Regions from separate parts of the Mus musculus genome. Here region 2 is linked to region 1. The links are chromatin loops, found by intact Hi-C in ENCODE. Cell type or tissue: heart. All regions are shown on one strand. Links, peaks and the distances in the headings refer to the core of each region. The heading gives the core; the rest is flanking DNA.

The links. Peaks named below come from ENCODE experiments on the same cell type or tissue, not always from the same donor. Only the 100,000 strongest peaks of a DNase experiment are listed, where the experiment ranks them.
Region 2: a loop joins it to region 1, with 2.2 times the contacts of the local background. A loop is called at or near these places in 1 of 42 quality-filtered maps.

Annotation. Positions count from the first base shown.
Region 1 is chr13:43,363,886-43,366,792 of GRCm38, reverse strand. It overlaps Sirt5 (sirtuin 5), which reads right to left and starts at 1,258. Exons shown (of 9, transcript NM_178848.3): 1 at 1,249-1,258. In heart, for the core only: a CTCF peak has its summit at 1,336; a DNase peak (open chromatin) is centred at 1,212; H3K4me3 peaks cover 1,383 bases; H3K27ac peaks cover 1,449 bases.
Region 2 is chr13:43,194,690-43,197,596 of GRCm38, reverse strand. Gfod1 (glucose-fructose oxidoreductase domain containing 1) reads left to right here. Exons shown (of 2, transcript NM_001033399.4): 2 at 1-2,078. Among named protein-coding and RNA genes, the nearest start is that of Gm40929, 24 kb to the right of the region's middle. In heart, for the core only: a CTCF peak has its summit at 1,531; a DNase peak (open chromatin) is centred at 1,406; H3K27ac peaks cover 1,973 bases.

The sequences.
Region 1 (2,907 bases), core at 155-2,654:
GGCTGGGGAGATGGCTCAGCGGTTAAGGGCACCGACTGCTCTTCCAAAGGTCCTGGATTCAAATCTCAGCAACCACATGGTGGCTCACAACCATTCGTGAGGAGAACTCCCTCTTCTGGCGTGTCTGAAGACAGCTACAGTGTACTTACATATAATAAATAAATCTTTAAAAAAAAATGACCCTGCTAACCTAAGTGAAATAAGCTAAGCAGAGCAGGGCAGGTGGACCGATTTCACACGAGGAGCATAGAAAGGAACAGAATGGTGGTCACCAGAGGCTGGGTGTGGGGAACAAGATGGGGGCATGGAGATGTCTGTCAAGGGCAAGTTTGACTGGTCTTTTGTAGGGCACAGCAACCAAAGTTGATAATGAAGTGATGCACATTTCAAAACTTTAAAACGAGTGAACTCGTAAGGTTCTTACTAAAAAATTTCGAGATGACAGACACATTAATCAGCTTAGCTATCTCTTCTTATATATAATCCATGCATTTATCAAAAGTCCCCACTGCAGCCCAGCAATATACACTACCAACTGAAATGCAGGAGTAGGCACAGGGCAGAGTGCATGGCAACTGTCCTGCAGAAACGTTCACAGGCCTTCCATAAAGACTTTTTGGACACCAAAAGCTCCCAAATGAGATCAGCACCCCAAGAGTCCCAGGCCTTGACACCAACCCTCTCCGCTCATACCTGCTCAGGGCTACCTGCCTTCTAACCTAAAGGGTACAGCCTGGAACCCAGCTGATCACCTTTCCCAACACGTGCGTGCCCACCCTCCAGCCCCCACCCTCGGAGGGTTTTCGGCCCACCTCTGCAGCTGTCGCTCCTGAGCTCCCATCTTCCCAGAGTTGAAAAGTGCGCTACCCCCAACCCTGCCCCCCTCTCAAAAACTTTGGGGCACCATCCTCCCGGCTCGTGGCTGCGCTTTGACCTTTCCCCCTTTCTCTGCTGCCACGATCACCACATCCTGCCGGCTCCACCTTCAGGTTGTGTCGTGATCCTACCCTTTCTGCACTCCCACCGCCACCACTACAACCCGTCCCTGTCACCTTAGCCAAAGTGCCCTTCCTTCCGGTCACTGCCTTCCCGGGCCCAGCTGCTCCCCTAGGTTTCACTCCTACGCCTGGCCCATCCAGCCAACCACAGCGTCGCCGCCGACCCCACCGGCACCCCATCGCGCATGCGCGGGATGGGGCGCGCGGAGCCGAAACAAAGCCCAGACCCCCACCAGTGCCAGACACGCACCTGCAAAAAGCGGTGGGGACCGTGGAGCAGGAGAGGCCTGGGGCGGGGCGCTCCACGTCCTGGTGCCAAGCCCTGGCTGCAGCGGCCCCTGCCGGAGACCCGGAGCGCGACATACTATTGGTGGGACCACGAGTCAGTGGAAGGAGAGGCGACTTGCATGTGTCTTTGTGACCTTCCAAGGCTCATTCCACTGCCCAAATAGGTCAAGAACTACCTACCGCCTGCTCTGTGGCCTCCTTGAGCACACTGGGGGATGCAATTTCAGCACAGAGCTTAGCAAAATCAGAGTCGATTCCCCTGAAAATCTGTGGCCTGGCGAGTCGGTTCCGGGCTAGCCCAAACTGCTCCAACACAACCTAGAGGTTATGATCACTACTGCTGGTGCAAGATCGACTAGCTTTAGGGACAGACTTCTCTGGTCAGGCTCATCAGCATGGCTTTTCTAATACTTCAATTGGTGATGGAGCCAGGGAACCAGAAAGGGAAATAATCCGAGAATTTGGGAGCAAACAGTTCACATTTATCTTTCCCAGGTTAAAACTCAAATGTCGCTGGGCGTGGTGGCGCACGCCTTTAAACCCAGCACTAGACTAGGGAGGCAGAGGCAGGCGGATTTCTGAGTTTGAGGCCAGCCTGGTCTACAAAGTGAGTTGAGTTCCAGGACAGCCAGGGCTACACAGAGAAACCAAAAAACAAAACAAACAAACAAACAAAAAATCTCTCCTCGCCTCTCCTCTCCCCTCCCCCTCCCCCTCCCCCTCTTCTCTTCTTTTGGTGTTGGAGATGTTGAACCCTGCACCTTTCTCGTGTTATGCAAGCACGCTACCACTGAGCTACATCTCCAGCTCTTCAGTTGCTTTTCATGCTTGTGACAATAACTGCCACACACGTTAATTCTTTACTATCAATACGTGGAGGACAGGGAGAGACATTCAGCTTCTTATTGCATATGTAGCCCTCCATCACCCACGGGGTCTGCCATTTCTTTCTTTCTTTTTTTTTTTAATTAGGTATTTTCCTCATTTACATTTCCAATGCTATCCCAAAAGTCCCCCATACCCCCCCCACTCCCCTACCCACCCACTCCCCCTTTTTGGCCCTGGCGTTCCCCTGTACTGGGGCATATAAAGTTCGCAAGTCCAATGGGCCTCTCTTTCCAGTGATGGCCGACTAGGCCATCTTTTGATACATATGCACCTAGAGACAAGAGCTCCGGGGTACTGGTTAGTTCATATTGTTGTTTGAGACGCTGTATTTCATCAAAGTCCAGGAGACTTCCCCCACATCCCAGCTCTGATGCTCCGGCCACTCTAACCTTTCTTCTAGGCTTGGAAAGGCCACCTTTTCCCAACCTCACCTCACACAAGAGATGGTCTGAAGTGGAAATTTCAGGTAGTGTCATGTGATGCAGACTCACATGGTGTCTTGCTGAGGCAAGATCCATGGAAGGACACCAAGAGCTTTGAAGAGAGTATAAATAGGACTCAACAGAATGGGGTGAGATGCTTGCTTAGCTAGCTTTGCAATGCTTCATTGGTCTCCAGCCTTTGCTGATCTTTGCTTCATTGATGGAGTTACGGCAAAGAACGTTTCCCGGTGTCCCAGCTGATCCAATTTGGTGTAGGCCTGGTGGTTTCTGCTGGATCCTGCTGCCACTGT
Region 2 (2,907 bases), core at 162-2,661, 170 kb after region 1:
TCATCTACAAAGATAGCATTGGGTACTGTCTCATTCCCTCTATGTATACATGAAGATGTGACATGCCCAAAGCCACACAATGAGTGAGCAAATCGCTGTCTGTACTTGTTGTTCTGGCCGGGAAAGCATTCCTCATGGAGCCCTGTAGGGGGCGTGCTCCCACCTCAAGGAGCAACAGTATAAGAGGCGTGGCCTGGGGTCCACAACAGCCACAGTTGAGCAGGATGCCAGCAGGTTGGCAGTTACAGCTGCAGAAAATGTAGTTTTTCACCCCCTTCCCAGATGGAAATGTCACTTAGCTGCTTTTAAGCAGACTTTCCCATGTTGATGTTTAAGTGACTCAGCAGCCCTCGGCGCTGGAGACTGTCTAAGCATCATTGGCTGTCTTGGACTTGGTTGTGGGGCATAGGAAGAAGACACCCAAGGGAGGAACACAATGGCCATGGCCACCCACTTCTTTAGATTCAGGGTTGGGGAGCCCATTTTTCCTGATTTGCAGTTTGTAACTGACGTCTTGTACCTTCAGGGCTACCACACAGGGAAGGGAGGCTCATCCAGGCCATTAAGCTGCCTAGCTGATGAGCTCAGACCTGCACTGCACCGGACAGTATTCGCTGAGCTGTCACAGGAAGACCCGTATTTTACAGATGTGTTATGTGTTAGGGATAGAACCCCTAGCTCTGTGCATGGCAGGCAAGCTCTCTACCGCTCAGCCATACCTCCAACCTCAATTAAATCTTGAAAGTATTCAGAAAACCTTGTGACAACAACAAAAGGGCAATCTCTAATTATGCATCTCTGGAGGCTAGGGGACAGAGAGCCAGGTATTCACCCTGAGAAGAACGCAAGGCCCACTCTACTCATAGGCTATTGTCCTATTGCTGGATGTGAACTTTCACTCTGACTAGCCTGTGACTCTGGCTCCATTCACTGGTGATTTCTTTTGCCCACCAAAACCCCGGATCTTGCAGGACAGGATGACACTGGGGAACTAAGTACCTGTCAGACAATCCTATTTGTTTCCTTTGGGCAAGGGAGGTGTCAGAAGTCTGAAGTATGGCTCCAGAGCCATCCCCAGCACTTGTATTCTGCTAGCTCACTCCGGTCAGCGTCCAGCAGGTGGGTTACGCTCTGCATTTAGCTGGGGCTTCTAGAACTTCTCTGCAGTGATGTGGTTTCCTCAGAGTTTATCAGTCTGAGTGATTGCATTAGTACAAAGAAGCTAGCAGACCCAACTGGCCTTTTCTCCCCTGCATCAGGGTCCTTATCTGCTGGAGCCCTTAAGAGGGCCACTGAAGCCTCTGGCTCTCTTCCAGGCGACTGACGCATTGCACTACTGAGTTCCCTGAAGTCTGCTGCAGCCCCTTGTTTACGCCAGCAGAGAACAGAGTGATAAGAACAACATTCGAGTGGACACGCTTGACGCTTAGTGCAGCGTTCAAACCTTGCCTGGACCTGGAAATTGTCAGGGCCATAGAGTCCCCTGTCACTGTGTGTCTCCTGTGCCCTGCCCAGCTCTCTGCTGTCCCCTGCAGCCACCACAAGGGCTAGGCTGTCCAATGAGCCCCATAGCTTCTAAGAAATGCAGTGGCTTATTTGTAGTACTCCGTGACATCCCAGGTGAAGAAGCAAAAGCCTATGATCTGATCTGATCTCCTTTATTCTGCCCTGTCCCTGGTTTAGGGGAGGGAGAACCTTCTAGCAACTACGGCTTTGTTTGCTGCCTGGTGCTTTTATAGTCTGTCATTTTTTTTTCATTTCCTTTTTTTAAAAAAAAAAAAAAAAAAACACAAACCAAAATTGCATTGGTTTGGTTGTCATTGTCTAGTCTATATTTATTGTTTTACAAACATGGGTGTATATGTATGTATATGTATAAAAACCAAACTTATATATATAAAAAGTCAAGGCATGTATACTAGATATTTTAAAGTTATTTATCAAAGGGAAAAGATGTGTGTTATAAAGTAAAACAGAGTCTATATTTTATATATAATGTAGATAGTAAAAAAAATAGCTTATAAATTATAGAAGGTTTTACTTTTTGTTTTCTATTATTAAACAAAGAAATTTAAAAGAAAAAAGGACAGTGACTGCAGCTGTGCTTGGTGTTCTCAAGGCAAATCACTACGGAGCTGGAGGTGGCTTGCCCTCCCTCGGGATCTGCAGTTCCAGGCTCCTGAGTGGATGATGCCCCACTGGTGCCGATGTGGTGCTCTGGATCAGGGTCGACATGCTCAGCCAGCTGCCCCGGCTGCTCTGACATCGCTTCCCCTGTCCATGAATGGCTTTGACGAGTTGAGTGTTGGTGGGAGAAAGGACAAAAGTGGCAAATAAAGTCTTTGAAGAAGAGGTGATTCCAGCCTGGTCTTGTCTAACCCCAGGGGCTCTTGATTTGGGGGCTGCCCAGTTTGTGAGCTCTGAAGCAGACGGCAGTAGGGGTGGGAGCTCTGGGATGAGGCTCGGTCAATACCCATGAAGCTAAACAGGTGGGAACCACTGACTACAGACTCAAGAGATCTGCCTTAAACCATTCTGAAAATGTTGAAATAGAGGGAGAGGACCTATCTGTGTGCCCGTGCACGCATGTCTACATGCATGTTTGAGTTTGTGGCAAAGGCTAGACCAAAGCACAGCTTTTATATCAGAGGAGCAAATTTTAGAATTTTCTGTTTCAATATCATAAATCTTGTTTGGTGGCCCATGTCACCAAATGCTATTATTCCAGAAGTAGAGACAGGAGGATCGGGAGTTTAAGTACATCCTCTGCCAATAAGAGCATCTTTGTTCACTCTGATACAACACAGCAGAGGGAAGGCCAAGGCTATAGAGACTCCCCCATGACATGCAAACTTACAGTTAAGCTCAGTCCAAAATGGCCACTCAAACACCGCTAAAACAAAGAAA